2 separate regions of the Homo sapiens genome follow, and region 1 is linked to region 2. Evidence: read pairs that join two places in POLR2A ChIA-PET (ENCODE). Cell type or tissue: Caco-2. All regions are shown on one strand. Links, peaks and the distances in the headings refer to the core of each region. The heading gives the core; the rest is flanking DNA. Region 1 has its middle 12 kb from the start of MYH16. Region 2 overlaps SMURF1 (SMAD specific E3 ubiquitin protein ligase 1).

The links. ChIA-PET counts read pairs that join two places held together with the same protein. Peaks named below come from ENCODE experiments on the same cell type or tissue, not always from the same donor. Only the 100,000 strongest peaks of a DNase experiment are listed, where the experiment ranks them.
Region 1: POLR2A ChIA-PET joins it to region 2 with 6 read pairs; 2 of 35 experiments call an interaction of 5 or more read pairs at or near these places.

What each region holds. Positions count from the first base shown.
Region 1 is chr7:99,255,812-99,266,810 of GRCh38, reverse strand. It overlaps a transcript of MYH16 not described here. Among named protein-coding and RNA genes, the nearest start is that of MYH16, 12 kb to the left of the region's middle. In Caco-2, for the core only: no CTCF peak of the experiment used is centred there; a DNase peak (open chromatin) is centred at 4,930; H3K27me3 peaks cover 115 bases.
Region 2 is chr7:99,060,265-99,071,263 of GRCh38, reverse strand. SMURF1 (SMAD specific E3 ubiquitin protein ligase 1) reads left to right here. Exons shown (of 18, transcript NM_181349.3): 2 at 9,427-9,465; 3 at 10,557-10,665. Among named protein-coding and RNA genes, the nearest start is that of SMURF1, 78 kb to the left of the region's middle. In Caco-2, for the core only: no CTCF peak of the experiment used is centred there; no DNase peak of the experiment used is centred there.

The DNA of each region.
Region 1 (10,999 bases), core at 2,422-7,421, 200 kb before region 2:
TGACAGCACATAAAACATGTTCATGCGGTTATCCGCTGGTCTTTGAGATGGACTTTGGACAGAGATTAGACTTGTTTGACAGATGCCCCTGGGAGGCAGAGAGATGAGATCAATAGGAGGCTTTGGAATAAGGGCTACAGCTTGGGAGTGGACATTGGTGTGGGTTGGGGGTACAGGGAGGAGCTGTTTCTAGAAATGAAGACACCAAAATCCCTTCCTGATAGAGCTTGGAGTTGAGAAAAGGGCATTGATCCAGACATCAGCAAACAGGTTTTTTATCATGACCTGGGAGCAGCCCCCTTTGTGATCTTGGACACACAAGTCCCCAACTGGGGACTTCAGAGGGGCTTGGATAAGGTGACCTCTAGTGACCTTTCCTGATCCATCAATCTGTGGCCCTATGTTCTAGGAAGTTGGAGGAGGTAGAAGATCATCTCTAAGGTGGGGGTATTAGTTACCCCAGTGTTCGTCCAGAAGCAGACCCTGAGATAAGAATTCAAGTGCAAGTAGTTTATCTGGGAGGTGGCAGAGTGGGGAATGGGAAGAAAGCCAATAAAAGGCACGTTATGGGGGCAGTTAGTGCAACAGGCAACTGGAGCTTAATGCTGCTGGGATCACTGGGAGCCACAGTGGGAGTATTTACATCATGGAAATGGGCAGACACTAGCAATCGGGGTTTTTTTTGGACCAGAAGAGCTCTTGTTTAACATTTACCAACACACTGCTGTCTGAGCGCATGTCTGGAAAATGTCTCAGATTTAGCCACCAGAAGGGTGAGGGAGCTGAGGTATTTATACACCAGCTCTCCTCAGTCACTGATTGAGGGCTCCTTCCAGGGAGGCATTAATTCCCAGGACTTTCAGCTTGCCAAGAAAGGGCAAAGCAGCATCCAGCAGCTGAGAAATGCAGGGGCTGGCAGTTGAAATTTGGGCAAGTGTCTATGGCCATACCACCCTGAACATGCCCAATCTCTTCTGAAATTTGGGCCAGTGTGTACTAAGGTAGTGACTGATGGTGAGGTGGTATTGGCAGAGCACCATAATATCTGCTGCAGTGGGATGTGACTTATCAGCTGGTCAACTCCTGGGCATCTGAGCCTTGCACCCAGGGAGACATCACTCACCTCTGTTTGAACTCCGGGTACTGCAGCCTGTTTGGGAAGCCCTTCCTGCAGATACGGATGCCTTCCAGGACACCATTGCAAGCTAGCTGGTGCATGATCAGGTGGGCGTCTATCACACCTGCCAAGGGGGAGGGTGCAGGATGGAGAGTCCCTCCTCTGGGGTGGGACAGGCCAGTCCTGGCCACTCAAGGAGGCTGAACTGAGCATCTGTGCCATCATCCCCAGTCTTCTCCTGTCACTGTCCCAGAGGCCCCAGGTCCCCCACCATTTGGCCAATGCCCAAAAGCTCCCAAGTTTGATTTCTGCCTGGCTGGGCACCATTCTGCTTTATAAAGCAGCTAGAATATGATTCTTGGATGACCCATTGTTGAGGTTTCTCTCAGAGCCTTGTTTTGCCCCCATCAGCCTTGGTGATGAAAGGTGGACTTAATTTGGAATGAACACTAACTTCACAGAACCTCAGGACTTCCAGCAGGGAGCCGTGACCCCACAACATACCCGATTGCTTAAACTCATTGGGGATAATACAGCGGACAAAATGGGGTGCGGCTATGGAGGGTGGTCATCAGCTTGTTCAGCTGCTCCTGGGGTTGGAGGACAAAGAACAAGTGAGTGAAACTTTGCATTGATGTTGCAGGACACCCACATGCAGGAGAGGTATTTGTTTAAAGTTTATTCACTTAAAACTGAATTAAAACTCAGCCACATGTGGTTAGCGGCTACCGTATTGGGCAGTGCAGAAGAGAACGTTTCATCATTGCAGAAAGTGCCATTGGGCAGCACTGCTCTCAAGGTCCAATGACTTGCTCAAGGGGCCGTGGTTTGCAAGAAGTGGGGCCCCTCCAGATTCAGAGCTGGGTCGTTGTAGAATCTCAGTACTAGGAGGAACCATAGGGTCTGTGTGGGCAAAGCCCTGTCCACTGTTAGCTTCCCTAATGGATGCTCCCTCCTCCTCTGCTTGGATATCTCCAATGAGGTGACCCACTCTGCCTTGGGACAGCCTGATTCTTGAAAAGTGTTGACATCTTCCTTTGTGCAACATCTCCTTGTAGACTGCACTTTGGAAGGTAATGCCCAAACTTCATGGAAGTTGTGGCCAGCCCAAGACCTGCCAGCCAACTCTAGGACACAAGCTCTTGGGCATTGCTATCTCGCGTGATCACGCTGCACAAATCCCTTTACTCTCCAGGTTTAAATCCAAAAATGGGTCTCTTCTGCCCAATGATCCTATGATTCTGTGGCCTCTTCAGAAGGAAACAGACCCCTCCAGGTAAAGAGGCGATCATAGACAGAAAAATGAAATCATCCTGCCCCTGGCCATGAAGCAGCAGCCAGACTACCCAACATTGAAAGGGAGGGTTGGGGGCACCCCTGCTCACCCTGTAGAAATTGGAGACTGTCATGAAGGAGGAGCCTCTCTTCTGCTTCTTGCTTCCGGCTGAGGAAGGGACAAGCACGTTTCACATCAGTACCCAGTATGGAGAAAGGCAGCCCCATTAAGCACTCTGCAGCAAAGCACACACATTCTTTGGATTTAAAAAGGCTTATCTTAGGGCTGGATAAGGGGGACCCTCATGTGAGGAAAATGAGATCTACCGGGGAGTGATCAAACGGGCTGGCTACAGCGTAATTCTCAAAAGAGTTGCTGTGCTCCTTGGGAGGGTGCAGTCTTTTGTGATTTCTGATGCAAGGTGACAAACTGCTCCCATTTTCTGGGGAGGAAGAAGCACCCATAGACCATGGGAGAAGGTGCACTTTGGTGGTGAGACCAGGGAGACTGGTGTTTCTGGCCCCACTAATTGGCAACCCTATGGGGCAGCATCCACCAGAGCATTCCTCTATGAGCCACATGACCTCTATTGGAAGAGAGGCAGGACTGAGCTTGGCATTTGCTTCTGACAAGAGAGAGGGAAACAGAAAAGAAACATAGAACATCTGGGTGTCAACTTTTCCAAAGCAGTATCCATCCACCTAGAGGCAAGATGTGCCCAGCAATCAGTTCAATCATTGGAAGCTCCCATGTTGCCTCTGCTTGCCTCTTTTGCAGTATCATCCATGGCCTATCTCAAGCCACTTTTCATTCATTCATTCATCCATCGGTTCACTCACTTACTCACTCACTTATTCCACAAGAGTTGAATCAAAGAGTTTTGGTTTCTTCTTTCCATTTTGGCCACTAAAGGGCATCAGCACAGGGATACTGGACACAACAAGGGGTCAGCCCTACCTGGAGCCTCCTCTTCTTTGAAGAGAAGGGCCAGGATTGCCACACTCGATTTCTGGAACAAGCCCACCACTGTTTCATTCAGGGGGTCTTTGTTCTTCTCCAGCCAGCCTGTGATGTTATATCCCACCTGGAGAGGGCAAACGCCAGTGGGTAACTTTGAGGTTCAGCCTCTCCCTTTCAGGTGCCACAGCTAGAGCCCCTCCTACAGCTCTCTCCTGTTCTCAGCTCCCAGGACCAACTTTCACCCCCACATCCTGGGGCTCCAGTTCTTGTCCTCATGACTCTCCTGGTGTCCTGGGATGCCCCTGAAGCCCCATCTGAGTTGGAGGCTCCATCATCTGCCTTCTTGGGCATTTGCAGTTTGCCCATCTAGGATACGCCAACTCTGAGCTTTGCACATAAACCCAGACTCCCCTGCTACTCTCTCCTGGGCTGTGTGACCTTCTCTTGCACAGCTTACTCTGCTGGCCACGCTGACCCTCCCTGACCCTTGGGTCTTCTTCTGCCCAGTGGTTTGCTGTCTGTGACTGACCGTGGCTGTAGAATCCCGAGCTACGTGAAGAAATCTCTTTGCTGGGAAGCATGCAGCCCCTCTTGAAACACTGTAGGGTCTCTCCTTGCTAGGGGAGCATGCACACTGTCTTACATCACTGTAGGGTCATTGGCTGATGGAAAGGGGGCTCCATCCATCCAGCACTGGGGGCTCCATATATCCAGGTATTTGGACATCCACTAATTTCTGCTTCCCATCTTGCCACATGGTCCCCATGGCAAGGGTAAGGAGGAAGGAGTCTTTCAGGTCCCTCCACTGAGCACAGAGAAGTGAGGTAAGTAGAGGAGATGCCAGAACTTCTGGGTTTGCCATCTCCTGTGCAGCACAAAGACATTTGTCATCTCTGCCTTATTTTAGGGCCTTCTTGGAAATGCACAGGTGCCACTTGACTTTGAATATTCCATTGCTATAAATAAGGAACTCTTCTCAGTTCAGTGTGGGAAGAGGGGATGGAGAGCTGCAATTTGGTCCCAAGCCTGCTGTTTGCTCCAAGTATCGGCCACATCCATTTTACAAGCAATTGGCATTATGGTTATGGTTGATGGTATCATAAAGCCTTGGCCCTGATGCCCAATGCCATCATGACTTTCCTGACAGCTCTGTCTTAAGGCTGCTGTTTCATGGCAGTCAAACCCACAGAGGCTCAGCAACCTCCATTGGTAACAGGAGCATTGGCACTTACAGCGATAATAAAATCCCAAGGAAACAAAATGCATTCTTATAAGCTGGCAGGATGAACGTCACCTCCCCTATTAATTATGCAAATGCAACCTGAGTCCTGGCTGCACTTAATTTCCCCACTTCCCAAGGACTAAGTTTGTCATGAGTGAAAAAGCCACTTTATATATGTCACCTTGTTGGTTTGGTGGCTATGAGCTGTCAGAGAGCCAGGTTATCAGTTGGGAGTAATTAATGGGCTCGTGGAATTTTTGTTGTTTGTTCTTTTTTGTTCTTTTCGCAAATGTTGTCATTTCTGGCCAAGACTGAAGTTCAGCTGTCAAACCAAGGGCCCAGACAGGTCTGATGGGCCTGGGCAGGGTGTGGCCTGGACAGGTCTGATGGCTGTTCCCTAATGGATATTTCCCTTGGAGAAGTGATGAGGAAGTGTGAGCGGAGCTCACTTCAATTGGCTGATTACCCTGTTATACCATGGTTGTGCACTAGTGGAAGCGGGACGTCTCTGGAGGGGTGTGTCAGCATGTACCTACAACAGCGGCAGTGATGGCAGCCAGCTGGGACCTGAAACACAGAGGGACCCTGAGGCCAGTACTCACGGTGCCTGCGTAGTGAACCAGCTCGAAGTGGACCTCGGGCCCCTTGCTCTTGCCCCCCTTGGGCTTCAGGAAGTTGCTGGACTTGCCCAGGTGGTTGTCGTACAGGGCTGCCTTGAACGTGGCATCGGTGGCTTTGGGGAAGACGCACTGTTCCTCCAAGATGGAGAAGATGCCCATGGGCTGGGAAGGAAGAGAACAGGGTGATGTTAGAGGAGGTGGCAGGACCCAAAAGAGGACAAACTGGTACTGAGCCCAGGGCCAGTGTAGAGATGCACCAGACACCCACGTGGGCATCCAGGAAGCAGGACTCTGTGCAGTGACATCTGGGAACAGTGCCTGGTGCTCCATGACCTTGTCATCAAACACCATGGCCATTAAGACTTGAAAGAGGCTGAAATCATCGAGTCCAACAGAAGGGAAGACTGAGATCTGAAGGGGCCAGATAGCTCCCCAAATGCTAATCCCACCTAAACAGTGGCCCCTGGCAAGCTTGGCCTTCTGAAAAATGGGGAAGTCAATGCCACCTGTGCTCTCTGCTTTTTTTTTTTAATTTAATTTATTTATTTTGAGACAGAGTCTCGCTCTGTCGCCCAGGCTGGAGTGCAGTGGCACAATCTCGGCTCACTGCAACCTCCGCCTTCCATGTTCAAGTGATTCTCCTCCCTCAGCCTCCTGAGTAGCTGGGATTACAGGTGCCCGCCACCACACCTGGCTAATTTTTGTATTAGAGATGAGGTTTCACCATGTTGGCCAGGCTGGTCTCAAAACTCCTGACCTCAGGTGATCCACCCACCTCAGCCTCCCAAATTGCTGGGATTACAGGTGTGAACCACCATGCCTGGCCACAACACACATTCTTGAAGGGGACCATTTGCTAAAACCTTCCATGTGGATGTGGTTATAGGTAAAACTATTATATTGCCTGGGTCAGAGCGTGACTCTGCCACTCACAGGTTGTGGGACATTGGACAAGGAAGTTCCCTTCTCTGTGCCTCAATGTTCCCATCTCTGTGCCTCAATGTTCCCATCTGTGAAATGGGTGTAATAAAAGTATCCCCTCCCCCACATGCAGTAGGTTGTGATGATCCAATGAATGGTGGCATGCAATAGCCCAACAAACAGTAGTCATTGCAGTCACTTCAGTACCCATTTTGCAGATAGGGAGCTAGAGGTCATACCAAGGAAGGTCACTGGTGGTGTCACTGACTCCCCTGAAGCCAAGTGCCACCTCCCTGCATGTGCCAGTGACATCCCTTGGCCCTGGCCTCTCTCCAATCCCTCCTTTGAGAAGCAAGTCACCTTTTCCAGCAGGTCGATGCAGGCCTGAAGGTCGAGGCCAAAGTCGATGAAGACCCACTCGATGCCTTCCCTCTTGTACTCCTCCTGCTCCAGCACGAACATGTGGTGGTTGAAGAACTGCTGCAGCTTCTCGTTGGTGAAGTTGATGCATAGCTGCTCAAAGCTGTTGAACTGTGGCGGCAGGAGGGCAGAAAGAGGGGCGTCAGCACAGGCACAGAGAGCCTCTCCCAGGATTGAATGAAGCGACCACAAGCAAAGCAAAACTTTGCAGAGGGCCCACTAGTGTCAGGCACTGCCCTAAGTGCCTAACACTGGCCATTCAGCACCCTATGAGAAGTAGCTCTCTGTTCCCTCCCCTACAGAGGCAGAGGCACAAAGTGGTTTAACACATGCCTCGGGCCACACAGTATGATGTTCAGACCCAAAGTCCAGGCAACCAGACTTCAGCCCTGTATGGTAAACAGAAATATATATATATATATATACACATACATACATATATATATAATATATACACATACATACATATATATAATATATACATACAATATACGTGTATATATGTATATATAATATGTATGTATATATGTATAATATATATATACACACACACACACATATATATATATACACACACATATATATTAAAGAGATGAGGTCTCCAGCCTGGTCATCATGGTAAAACCCCATCTCTACTAAAAATACAAAATTAGCCAAGCGTGGTGGCGCACGCCTGTAATCCCAGCTACTTGGGAGGCTGAGGCAGGAGAATCACTTGAACCCTGGAGGCGGAGGTTGCAGTGGGCTGAGATGGCACCATTGTACTCCAGCCTGGGGAAAAAGTGTGAAACTCTGTCTCAAAAAAAATAAATAAACAAAAATAAAAAAAGATGAGGTCTCACCCTGTTGCCCAGGCTAGTCTCAAACTCCTGGGCACAAGTGATCCCCCCACCTTTGCCTCCCAAAGTGCTGGGATTACAGGCATAAGCCACTGCATGCGGCCCCAGCCTGAACAGAAATCATTGAAGAAATAACCATTTTCTTTCCAGGGATGGAAATCACTCGAAATGCTCTATGGATCTGACCCCCGTATGCCTGAGGGCAGTTTGTCTCTTTCTCTGTAATTTTTCTCCTCATCTGTAAGATGAAGGAGTTTAAGGGGTGACATGGTTTGGCTGTATGTCCCCACCCAAATCTCATCTCCAATTGTAATCCCCACATTGGATCATAGGGTCAGATTTCCTTCATGCTGTTCTCATGATAGCAAGGGAGTTCACAGGAGATCTGATGGTTTAAAAGTATTTGGCACCTCCCCCCTTGCTCTCTTTCTCCTGCCACCATGTAAGATGTGCCCGCTTCCCCTTTGCCTTTCACCATGATCGTAAGTTTCCTGAGGCCTCCCCAGCCATGCAGAATTGTCAGTCAATTAAGCCTCTTTTCTTTATAAATTACCCAGTCTCAGGTAGTTTTTTATAGCAGTTTGAAAATGGACTAATACAAGGGGTTTACAAGCTTTTTTTTTTTAGTGGTGAGCTGATTGATCAGCTCTTCTTAAAACCAAACCCGATTTATAGTGTTTGCCAATGTCCATGGTGTAAATATTCAAGCCATGGCTAATTTCAAGCTATCAACATGATGTCAACTGGCTCACAAAATTCCTGAAAATTTCACAATCAGCTCTTGTTAGCCAGTACAGGCTGGCTTCAGCACACCACTCATCCCATCCTTAAAGTTCACACCATTCTTTATGACTTGGCACCATACAAATGAAGCTGGAAATTTCTGGAGTCCAAAAGTCAGAGATCCAGTGGCAAACCGAGATTGGTCTGCCCCAGGTCCAAGGTGAGAAACAAGAGAACTTTATAACTTATATAAGCAAAAAAGTAGCTTATATAAGGAGGACAGCCACCCCAAAGCAAAAACCAAATGCAAGGCCAGGCACACCTCAAAGATCTCAAAGCCAGCGATGTCCAGCACTCCAATGAAGAACTGCCTCTGCATCTTGGTGTCCAAGGTCTTGTTAATCCTGGCCACCAACCACTTGAACATCTTGTCATAGACAGCCTTGCCCAGAGCCCCAATGGAGTTTTGGCACTGTTCCATGTTCTGGCCTTTTTGCACAAACTCATTGCCAACTTTGACTCGGGGCCTGGTAATGCCTTTCTGCAGTTCACCAGAGTTGAGACCCATGAGATGGGCGACTTTGTCAGCCACTGAGTAGAGACAAAAAAGGCAGGTGAGTGCAAGGAAGATGTTGCCATGCCTGGGAGAAACCTGGCAACATCTATTGTGGTTCACGGAGCGGGTGAAAGGGAGGGTGGAGGAGATCCCATTTTGCCAATGAGAAAACAAAGATGTAGTTTCTACACTTGCTCAAGGTCAGGTGGCAGCTGGGCACAGTGGCTTATGCCTGCGATTCCAGCACTTTGGGAGGTTAAGGTAGGAGGATCACTTGAGGCCAGGAGTTTGAGACCAGCCTGGGCAACATAGCAAGACCCCGTTTCTACAAAAAATTAAAAAATTAGCCAGGCGTGGTGGCGTGCACTGTAGTCCCAGCTACTGAGAAGGTTTGAGGCAGGAGGATCATTTGAGCCTACAAGGTTGAGGCTGCAGTGAGCCATGATTGCATGACTGCACCACTGCGCTCCCACCTAGGCAACAAACCAAGACCCTGTCTCAAAAAATAAATACAAATGAAAACAACAACGACAACAAAAAGCCAAAATCATGTCTTGACTCAATTGTGCCTTTCTGAAAATATCAATGTCTGAACATGCATGGTTTGCAGCCACATAGACCTGGCATGTCCCTGAAATGGTCACAAAGCCCTGGAAAGCAGGGAACTCCCTGCACTGGCCACCTTGTCCCTGAGCAGCCCAAGCCCCAGCACCCACCCTCAGTGGTGTCCACTTCAGCTTGCTCGTCTCTGGGCTTCTGCTTGAACTTCATGTTCCCAAAGTGCATGATACCTCCCGTCAGCTTATACACGGCCATCTTCTCCTCGGCGCTGAAGCCCAGTACGTCAAAGGCTTCCTGCAAAGCAACAGAGACAAAGTCATGTGACTCCTGGCCTCTCATTCCACATAGTGGAGGCCATGGGACTGCCACACTGGGGCCATGCCGAAGGGCCACTGCGGCAGGGCATGGACGCTGGAGTTGGACACCCCCTGAACAGGGAGAGTTCTCCAAGGGGCCCAGATCAGATGTTCTGCAATATAGTCATTTCATTTATTTACAGTAACCTCTCTGGCTTCTGTTTCGTCATCTGCAAAATGATGATGATAAGGATAGATCAGAATGATGTGACAATGTTTAGTCCAGTGCTTGGCACATAGTAAGTGCTCAAGAAAGGGAGGTATTAGTATTGTTATTTTATTATTTTTTGAGATAGGGTCTTACTTTTTTGCCCAGGGTAGAGTGCAGTGGCACGATCATGGCTCACTGCAATCTAGAACTCCTGGGCTCAAGTGATCCTCCCACTTTAGCCTCCCAGGTACCTGGGATAACAGGTGCGTGCCACCACACCTGGCTAATTTTGTTTAATTAATTAATTTATTTATAGATGGAGTCCTCCCTCTGTCGCCCAGTCTGGAATGCAGTGGCACAATCTCCGCTCACTGCAACCTCCACCTCTTGGGTTCAAGTGATTCTCCTTCCTCAGCCTCCCAAGTAGCTGAGATTACAGGCATGCGCCACCATGCCTGGCTAATTTTTTGTATTTTTAGTACAGACGGGGTTTCACCATGTTGGTCAGGCTGGTCTTGAACTCCTGACCTCAAGTGATCCCCCTGCCTTGGCCTCCCAAAGTGCTGGGATTACAGCTGTGGGCTACCATGCCTGGCCAGTTATTTTATTTTATTTTTTTTGAGATAGGGTCTTACTTTGTTGCCCAGGCTAGAGTGCGGTGGCATGATCATGGCTGATTGTAGCCTAGAACTCCTGGGCTCAAGTGATCCTCCCACTTTAGCCTTCTGAGTAGCTGGTTATCATAACAGGTGCTTGCCATCACACCCAGCTAATTTTCAAATTTAAATTTTTTTTTTTTTTTTTTTTTTTTTTGCAGAGACGGGATCTTAGTATGTTGCCTAGGCTGGTCTCAAACTCCTGGACTCAAGCAATTCTCCTGCCTCAGCCTTCCAAAGCACTGGGATTACAGGTGTAAGCTACTGTGCCTGGCACTATTATTATTGTTAAGGCTTCATGCCAGGTACTAGGTGAGGGGAAGGCAAAGATAAATCAGGAATCGATTCTGTTGTCCAAGAGGAGAGAGAACCTAGTACACAAATAATCCTAACAGAAGTTGTGAGTGCTTAGTGTCATAAGAGGAGCCAGAGAGTGTGTTGGGGACTGGGAGAATGACAGAGTCACTTCTAGCTGGGCTGGGGAGGAGGAAAAGTTGCATGGGGTTGAAGGCCCCTGAAGTCCCCATGGAATTCTAGTTCGACTCTGCAAAGAGAAACTTGGCTTGCTAAAATGGGCTTGGAATAAAATGCTGATCGCAACCCCAGAAATCTCCAGGGAAG
Region 2 (10,999 bases), core at 2,062-7,061:
ACATGGCGAAACCTCGTCTCTACTAAAAATACAAAAATTAGCCGGGCATGGTGGCACATGCCTGTAATCCCAGCTACTAGGGGGGCTGAGGCAGGAGGATCGCTTGAACCTGGGAGGTGGAGTTTGCAACGAGCTGAGATCGTGCCACTGCACTCCAGCCTGGGCAACAGAGCAAGACTCCATCTCAAAAAAAAAAAAAAAAGTTCCAAATGCCCTCTGGACTTTAGTACTTGTTTTTTGACATGTACTTTATTACTTTATTTCTCCCTCATTATAATAATACTTCTGCTTTGAACCTGCAGAATATATATATATATTTTATTTCCAAAGAATCAGATCTTCCAGGCAGTAGTGTGCAAAGCTTCCAGGCTCTCGACTCCTTGTGAACATGGCATAGGAGTCAGACACATCACATTGTGGCGCTTGCAAAACAGTTGTTTTCATACATTCATTCAAGCAGGCAGTTATCCATTGATTTCAACAAACATTGATCAAGCGCTAATTTCTGCCAGGCCCTGTGCTTCCGTGCTAGGAATGTAATGGTTGAGAAGGCAGCGTCTGCCTTCTTGATGCTTACATTCTAGTGGGTTAACTACACAGTTAAAAAAAAAAAAGTCATTACCTAATACCATTTAACAAATATGTTTAAAGTCAACTGCATGTGCCAGGCACTGTTTCAGCCTCTGGGGAGACAGTGGTTAAGAATAAAAGACACAGTACTTGCTTCAGTGGAGCTAGGCATTAAGAAGAATGCAAATAAAGAAAGGGTTTAATTTCAGGCTCTGCAAAGAGCTATGATGATGCCGCATTAATGTAGAGTGGGATGGGGGTGCAGCAGAGATGCCTTCACCCATGAATTAGGAAAAAAATCCATCTGTCTGTGTGTCCATGTCCCTCATCCTATGAGAATAAGAAGAGAATAGTGTTTCTAGAAGAGCTTTCTGGACTAGAAAGGATCACACAGATAGTATTAATGTTTGGTGCTGGCAGGGAACCCGTGGGGACAGGCAGCAGGTGGCACATCCCCACCTCGTCCTTGGGGCTCAGTTGTGTCTCACAGAAGAGACAGTTTTTGCCACAACAGCTCTGCCTAACCCTGCCACGTTTGGGGTATGATCTGAATTCTGTCACACTTCTGATGGCAAATAGTTCACATGATTTTGTCATTTATTTTTAATTTAGTGCAATTGTAGAAGATGAACTGTAACATCCATATTTTAAGCAAACAGGTGTTTTGAAAACTTACCTCAGGACTGTCACTTTACCAGAGATCTGTTCCCACCTCCAAAGCCAATAGGCATGGCCGGTGGGTGCTAAAGTGTGTTTTGTTAACTTAGACAGTTTTCCCCGCAGGAAGAAATCATTTGATCATTTAATGGTGTCTGAATAGTGGAAACATGTGTGAGTCTTGTGTATGCATAAACTTACTGAGCAAGATTGGAAAGAAGTGTTTGTTTCAGTTGCAGATAATGGAATGGAGTTCAGTTCTCCTGTATGGGCTTAACATTTTTGGCATTTGAATCTGTTGATATAACTGAAATGTGACTTTTTTTCCTTCAATGCAAATTTGAAGATATCCTAAATTTGTATCAGAATTGACAGATCAGTGGCTCTGGTACAGTGGCCTTGGAAGTGGCACAGCACTTGGGGAGGCTGAGGCGGGAGGATTGCTTAAGCTCAGTTTGATACCAGCCTGGGCAACATAGTAAGACCTTGTCCCTACAAGAAATTGAAAAATTAGTCAGGGGTGGTGGTGCATGCCCTGTAGTCCCAGGTACTCAGGAGGCTGTGGTGGGAGCATCACTGGAGCCCAGGAGTTCGAGACTGCAGTGAGCTGTGTTCGTGCCACTGCATTCTAGCCTGGGTGACAGAGCGAAACGCTGGCCCAGAAAATGAATGAATGAATGGATGGATGGATGGTTCCTCCCTCAGAGGGGCCTAACTTAGCTGGGGAACAAAGCCACCTGTATGGGAAGTAATTGAATACTAAACTATATGATTCTTAAATAGGATTAAAAAGAGGGAGCTGATCACTGATGGTTAGAGTTGTAATTCCCAGAGCAGTCGAAACATTTATGTACATGTGGGGATCAGTATAATATTGCCCAGTTTTTATTTTGCTAAGTCACTGCTCTGTCACCGTTTTTTGTTACCTCTTTCATTAAAGAAAGAACATTTTAACATGAAAAAAGCAGGAAAGACATAACATCACAACAAAGAACAGCCACTTAAAATTAGTTTCGTTTTATGAAAACCCCGCTTACATTGTCCTTATTTTTTTGGTTTTGGCACTAGTGAAAATGTCATCACAGACTGACGTTTGGGAAACACTGGCTTGAGTGAGGCTTCACTGACAAAATGCCTGGCCTGGACCCTGAATGTAGGTTAGGGCCCAGCAAGGAGAGAGGGATTGTCTGATGGGTTAAGAAGCAAGAATAAACTCTGGGAGGTAGCTGGGGTGGGTAAAAGGGGCTAATCCAAGCTATACCATGAGGAATAATGGGGAATAAATGTGTTGTTAGGGAATGGGAAATCTTAATACCCAGGGAGAAACTCAGGATTCACAGTAAAATACAGAGTCATTAGAGATTTTTGTTGTTGTTGTTTGTTGTTGTTGATGTTTTTGCATAAGAACATGAAAATGGCATTCAAAAGATTGATCTGGGCCAGGCACAGTGGCTTAGTCCTGTAATCTCAGCACTTGGGGAGGCTGAGGCAGGAGGATCACTTGAGGCCAGGTGTTTGGAGCAGCCTGGGCAACATAGTGAGACCTTGTTTCTACAGAGATTTTTTAAAAATAGGAAAATTAGCTGAGCATAGTGGTGCATGCCTATAGTCCCAGCTACTCAGGAGGCCGAGGTGGGAGGATCACTTGAGCCCAAGAGTCTGAGGCTGCAGTCAGCCATGATTGTGCCCCTGCACTCTAGACTGGGCAGAGAGTGAGATCTTACCTCTACAGATACAAAAAAGATTGATGTAGTGGCTAAATGTCTTGTGGACCAGGGAGGCTTCCATCAGGGAGGGCACAGTTGTGCATAGGTGATGCCAAGAAGAAGAGAGTGGGTATAAAAATACAGAACAGACAAATTCAAGAGACATTCAGAAGAAGATAGTGATAGGACTTGGAGACACAGAAATATAAGAAGAAGAGAGGAATAACATTGCAGTGAAAGTTTCTAGCCACAGGCTAGAGAAATATTAGAAGTATTGACACAAATTAGAAACTTTCTCAAGATTGAATAAAGTACTAAGTTTTTGCTGTAGTTCATTGTTGGAGTGGGTGAAACCACAAGTAGTATTTTTTTGGTGGGGGGGATAGTCTCGTTCTGTCGCCCAGGCTGGAGTGCAGTGGCGTGATCTTGGCTCACTGCAACCTCCACCTCCCAGATTCAAGCAATTTTCCTGGCTCAGTCTGCCGACTAGCTAGGATTACAGGTACCCGCCACCACGCCTGGCTAAATTTTTTGTATTTTTAGTAGAGACAGGATTTCACCATGCTGGCCAGCCTGGTCTGGAACTCCTGGCCTCATGTGATCCACCCGCCTCGGCCTCCCAAAGTGCTGGGATTACAGGCGTGAGCCACTGCGCCCGACCTCAAGTACTATTTTTGTAACCCTATCTTTTGCCAGGTAAAAGAAGCTTGTTTTACTAACTGAATGTACCTCATGTTAGCAAAACACTTCCTTTCCATGTATTCAAATGCTTCGTGAACATTATGTAATTTGCTTTGGCCATATTCCCAACATTAGGAAAACTACGGGATGTGATTAGGAAATTATGGCATGTAAGAGGCATGATCTGGCTAAGGTAGAGGGGTGCTTCAGGGTTGGAACTGAAGAAAACATGCATTGGTCCACACTGAAAAATAAACTCAGTGTTCTGGAAATGTGTCTTTTGTTAATTGCTGTATCCCCAGAACCTCACTGTATTGGTACATAAATGTATTTTTTAAAAAATACTAGATCTAAGCCTGGGCATGGTGGCTCACACCTGTAATCCCAGCACTTTGGGAGGCCGAGGCGGGTGGACCATGAGGTCAAAAGTTCAAGACCAGCCTGACCAATATGGTGAAACCCCGTCTCTACTAAAAATAAAAAAATTAGCCGGGCATGGTGGTGTGTGTGCCTGTAATCCCAGCTACTCAGGAAGCTGAGGCAGGAGAATCACTTGAACCCAGGAGGTGGAGGTTGCAGTGAGCCGAGATCATGCCACTGCACTCCAGTCTGGGTGACAGAGCGAGACTCTGTCTCAAAAAAAAAAAAAAAGAAAAAAAAATCCAAATACAATGAGATTTTATGCTGTCTAATGAATTACCTTTTATCCATATATCTCTAGAGTGGACCAAATTCCATGTCCTGATCACAAAGCTATTTTAGTAGGAGAAATCATATACCATTAACTTAACCACATTCAGAATGACCTGAAATGATCCTTACAGGGAATTGAAGCAAATTTCTTCTTTTCTTTTTTTTTTTTTTTCTTTTTGAGACAGAGTCTCACTGTGTCACCCAGGCTGGAGTGCAGTGGTGTGGTCATAGCTCACTGCAGTCTCGACCTCCCCAGGCTCAGGTGAGCCTCCCATCTCTGCCTTCCAAGTAGCTGGGACTACAGTCGCCTACCACCTTGCCTGGCTAATTTTTGTATTTTTTGTAGAGATGGGATCTTGCCATGTTGCCCAGGCTGGTCTCGAACTCCTGAGCTCAAGCGATCCCACCTGCCTCAGTCTCCCAAAGTACTGGGATTACAGGCATGAGCCATTGTGTCTGGCCAAAGCAAAATTTTCTTTGTGCTAACACTGCTGAGACCTTTCCGCACTTTATGATATAACCAAATTCCACTGGAATGAGCCTTAAACTCAAACATTGTATGAGCAAAGATTAATATTTGTGAGACATGTGACCAGGATTATTCTATTCAGAAGCAATCTAGCACCAGCACCTCCAAAAACCAGGGCCCAGAATTGGTGGCTAATATTTGAGACTGCACAGGGAGGTTGGGAGGGATCGGAGGCTCATAAGGCTAGAGTTCTGCAAGGGGAAGCCACTGGAGAATTTTAAAAGGAAGACAGACATGAGATGTAAGTCTTGAAACGGTCAGTTCATCAGAGCTTGTGTTGGGAGCTTGGACAAGGGTGGAGATGCTAAGAAGGTAACGTATTTGAGATTCAGAGGAAAAAGGGAGAACATGTAGTCTTCTCGCTTGTGCCTTTTTTTTTTTTTGAGACGGAATCTCACTGTGTCATCAGGCTGGAGTACAGTGGCGCGATCTCAGTTCACTGCAACCTCCGCCTCCTGGGTTCAAGCGATTCTCCTGCCTCAACCTCCCAAGTAGCTGCGACTACAGGCACGCACCTCCACACCCAGCTAATTTTTGTATTTTTAGTAGAGACGGGGTTTCACCATGTTGGCCAGGATGGTCTCGATCTCTTGACCTCGTGATCCTCCCACCTCGGCCTCCCAAAGTGCTGGGATTACAGGCGTAAGCCACCGCGCCCAGCCTCGCTTGTGCCTTTGATGGGGGCTGGTAAGGTCTCTGAACTGATGGATCCTGGGAGAGGACTAGGTTTCTAGTCAGACTGGGAAGAACTTCAGTTTTGGACACTTGGAATTTTATATGAGAGCTGTTGAGATATTCCAAGCTTTGGAAAAGAAAAGGAAAACTGAAGCAAACAGAACATTATAGGCCAATGTGAAGAGAGCCCAAATAGATGGGTGATTTCAAATTAATGTGAGAAAACTAATAGCTCGTCTATATCCAAATAACAATGAGAAAATGCAACAAAAGGAAGGATTCCATTCACAATAGTAACAAAAAATACCCGAAGAATCCACCCAAAGAGAAATGTGCAAGACTTTTATGAAATACTTTAAAATCTCAGCTGGATGCAGCAGCTCACGTCTGTAATCCCAGCATTTTGGGAGGCCGAGGCTGGTGGATTGCTTGAACCCAGGAGTTTCAGACCCGCCTGGGCAACATACTGAGACCCCGTTTCTACAAAAAAATTATCCAAGTGTGCTGGTGTTTATCTGCGGTCCCAGTTCCTTGGGAGGCTGTGGTGGGAGGCTCACCTGAGCCTGGGAAGCTCAAGGCTGCAGTGAGCTGTGATCGCACCACTGCACTCCAGCCTGGGCGACAGAGACTCTGTCTCAAAAAAGAAAAAAAAAAAACCCAACTCACTTAAAGGCATCAAAAAACTTAATAAAGGGATAAATATGCTACATTCAAGATACTCTATTGTAAATAGGTAAAAATTTTCCTCATTTACTTATGAAGTCATTTTTTAAAAACTTGCTCAAAATGATTCTAAATGTTAATGGGAAAAATAAGCACATGAGACTAGCCAGGCAAATGCTAGACAAACAGTAATGATGAGGTTTTGGGGCTGTGGATTTTCTATTTTACACATTTCCATATTTTCAAGTATGTATTTTGTAATTAGAGTAACAAGAAATGAAACATCAGCAGGAGGTGTAATTAATAGTGATCTATCCACTAAAAAGACTGAGGTGGAAAGGAAGTATATAAAGATTACATTACTCTGAAGAAGAAATATTACTATTGACTATACAGAAATATTATCAAGGAATACTGATTATCAAGGAATATTACAAACAAGTGTATGCCAACAATTTGATAACATGGGTGAAATCAACAAACATCTACAAAGACACAAACTACTAAGGCTGAAGAAGAAATGCAAAAATCTGAATAGACTTATGAAAAGTGAGGAGATCAACAAACTTCTGGAAATTCACAAACTACCAGGGCTGATTGAAGAAGAAATGGAAAAATCTGACTAGGTCTATAAAAAGTAAAGAGATTGGATTAGTAATTTAAAACACTTCTCACAAAGAAAATGAAAAGCCCAGGCCTAGAGGCCATCACTGGTGAACTCTACCCAACATTAAAGAAGAATTAATACAAATTCTTCCAAAACAAAACAAAAAGACGAGGAGGAGGAGGGAATATTTCCCAGCTCATTTTATGAGGCCAGTATCACTCTGATACCAAAACTAGATAGCCTATGAAGGAAAGGAAAATACAAACCAATATCCCTTATGAATATAGATGTGAAATTCCTCAACAAAATACTAGCAAACTGAATATAGCGACATATTAAAAGGACTGTGTACCGTGACCAAGTTGAGTTTATCTCACAATGCAGGGTTGGTTTAACAACTTAAAATCAATTAATGTCACGCACCGTATCAATAGACAAAGGCCAAACACCAAAACAGCATCTCAACACATGTAGAAAAAGCATTTGACAAAATCTAACACCACTTCGTGATGTCAAGTAATCCGTCCGCCTCGGCCTCCCAAAGTGTGCTGGGTGGCGTGTGCCTGTAATCCTAGCTACTAGGGAGGTTGAGGCAAGAGGATTGCTTGATCCCAGGAGTTCGAGGCTGCAGTGAGCTATGATCATGCCACTGCACTCCAGCCTGGGCAACAGAGCAAGACCCTGTCTCTGAAAAAAAAAAAAAAGTATATTGATAAACCCATCTTAATGTGTTTAAGATTGTTAGTTTAAACTGGGTATGGCCTTTCTTTTTGGGATGATAAAAATGTTCTAAAATTGATTGTAATGATAGTTGTCCCACCCATGAGTATACTAAAAACCACTGTATTGCACACTTTAAATGGATGAATTGTGTGGTATATAAATCGTATCTTGGTTGGGCATGGTGGCCTATCCCTATAATCCCAGCACTTTGTGGGGCGAAGTTGGGAGGATTGCTTGAGGCCAGGAGCTTGGGACCAGCCTGGGCAACATAGTGAGAGCCTGTCTCTTTAAAAAAAGAAGTTAGTTGGGTGTGGTGGTGTGTGCCTGTAGTCCCAGCAACTCGAGAGGCTGAGGCTGGAGGATCCCTAGAGCCCAAGGGTTTGAGGCTACAGTGAGCTATGATTGTGCCACTGTACTCCAGCCTGGGGTGACGGAGTGAGACCCTGTCTCTTTTTATATATATATATATATATATATATATATATATATATATATATATATATATATATATATATATAAATAAATCTTATATATATATATATATCTTGACTATATAAATATATATATCTTGATAAAGCTATAGCTTATCACTTACGACATTATTCACTTAGTTTTATAAAACGAAGTGAAACTTGGCAGAACAATATCTATTATGTGAGCACATTTTTGTAAAATACAAGTGCTTAATAAAACATAATATTCTTAAAATTGAGGACAATTTGTGAAGCAGTACAAAAGACAAAAGCACCTCAGTGTCTCCCTGACACAGTCACTTGCGTTGTGTAGCAAGCAGGTCTGGTGACAAACTCTCTTAACAGTAATTGATACTACCTCATTACTCATTAATAAAATAATAAGAACCTTAATTGCATTCTTTCTATACATCAACACTGTGCTTAGTTCTTTTTTTTGGAGACAGAGTCTCGCTCTGTCACCCAGGCTGGAGTGCAGTGGTGAGATCTTGGCTCACTGCAACCTCTGCCTCCCGGGTTTAAGTGATTCTCCTGCCTCAGCTTCTGGAGTAGCTGGGATTAGAGGCATGCGCTACCACACACAGCTAATTTTTGTATTTTAGTAGAGATGGAGTTTCTCCATGTTGGCCAGGCTGGTCTTGAACTCCTGACCTCAGGTGATCTGCCCACCTCAGCCTCCCAAAGTACTGGGATTACAGGCGTGAGCCACCATGCCCAGCCTGTGCTAAGTTCTTAACGTGCATTTTATCATTTTTTGTTCACACTACCCTGATGATGGCCCCATATTTTTTTTTACCACCTTCCCCTTGCTTACTATTTTCCAACATATCAAAGTTTACATTTACAAAATTGTATTACTTATCAGAATAAAAAATTGCATAGCTTCTTCTGTCATTAGCGGTACCTGTAAGGATAAATACTTCAGGTCTTTATTTGAGTTGGTTTTTATGTGATCATATGCAGTATAAGAGAATATCGGTAGGCTGGGTGCAGTGGCCCTATCTCTACAAAAATAAGAACATTTAGCCAGGCATGGTGGCGTGTGCCTATAATCCTAGCTACTGGGAGGGCTGAGGCAAGAGGATTGCTTGAATCACCCAGGAGTTCGAGGCTGCAATGAGCTATGATCATGCCCCTGCACTCCAGCCTGGGCAAGAGAGCAAGACCTTATCTCTTAAAAAAAAAAAAAGTATATTGATCAACCCATCTGAATGTGTTTAAGATTTTTAGTTTAAAGCATTTTGTATTTGTTATAGCTGATCTTCAGTTTGAGGAGAAAACACTTTTTAGATGGTTGTCCATTTTTTGTTTCATATGATACTAGATTTGAAAGTCAAATCTTCGGCAAAGCTAATTTTTAGAGTCTTTTTGTTCGGGTGTAAATATAGATTAGCTATTATGGAAATCTCGTCTTTAATGCTAACCTGAGTAATTTTTCTTTGTTTTTAGTGTTATGTGCCAAGAACCTTGCAAAGAAAGACTTCTTCAGTAAGTAAACACTTATTTTTTTCCCTCTTATAATGTTATGCATGTATTTCTGAAATTTTAAACTTTAAAAAAAGATTGGGTATATTCTCTTCAAAGTTTTGCCCTTTACTTAATAGAAATCCATGGTTCTCCAAGCTTTATTTCCCGGTTGACTACAACATGGGTAGTTCCTTAGCTGAAATATACAGAACTTATAAATCATACCGCAAAACCTGTCTTTCGTTTCCTATTCTGGTCACACCCAATTTTTTCTGCCTCTCTACCTATTAGAATATTGCTTTCTGCTGGATGATGTATTCTCAGCTCTAATACAAATGAAATACTTTTGTATAAAACAGCTGGATTTGCATACAATTGTTAATCAGATTTTATAAATTAAATCACATTTACAACACCCTATAATTAAAGGAATTGCAAAAATAAGAGACTCCTTTTCTAAAGGAAGGAATCACTCCTTAAGAAAGTCATGCAGTATCTGGTCAGTGCCTGCAGCATTAAATTCTTCACACACTTTCTGATCCTCACAAGACATCTTTCAGTTCTTAAGTGGTATTATTCATGCTTTCAAGATGAAGAAACTTAGGCTCAAAGGCTTTCTCCAGGTAGCCAGGAAGCTCCAGCATGGTGGCTCGTGTCCATCTCTATCTCTGACAACTGTCCACTTTGCCACCTGTCTGATCTAATAAACCTCTCTGATTCATTCTCTAGCATTTAGGGACTTACCGAATTAAGGCCTGGTGAATACTTGCTTCCATAGATAAGATAGGCAAAGATCAGTAAACAAATTTCGGGGCATTATTAATTTTTAGAAAGTCTAAATACAATTACTTTCAGACACTTTTCCCTCCACTTAATTAGCCCCACTTTAATAGAAATTTGAATGTAAGCCTTTTTTTTTTTCAGTCACTTTCTTTTCTACCCTCTAAAAATCTGAGTATGGAGGCATACTAGGCTCTCTTAGAAAGCTCAATAGACATAACTTATTTTGCTGATTGAAATTATCCTGAAATTAGAGAACACGAATTGTGTGTTCTGTGTCACATGGATGGATGTGAGGTCTCATCTAGGTGTGGGTCTCCTCTCTCCTCTAGGGCTCCCTGACCCTTTTGCAAAGATTGTCGTGGATGGGTCTGGGCAGTGCCACTCAACCGACACTGTGAAAAACACATTGGACCCAAAGTGGAACCAGCACTATGATCTGTGAGTTGAATGTTCTGTAAGCCCCATGCGGAGCGGCAGGAAAGCAGGTGTCTACCTTTTACGAGAAACATCCAAGAGAAAAAAAAAAAAAGGATGACTTTTTATTGATAACAAAAGCGGATGGCCAAATGAATGTCTACATTGCCTAATTTTAGAATTCATGTACTTGGAAGTTCTTGCATTTTGTTACTTTCTTTTTTCTTTTTTTTTTTTTTTTTTTGAGACGGAGTCTCACTCTGTCACCCAGGCTGGAGTGCGGTGGCGTGATCTCAGCTCACTGCAACCTCCGCCTCCCGGGTACAAGTGATTCTCCTACCTCAGCCTCCCAAGTAGC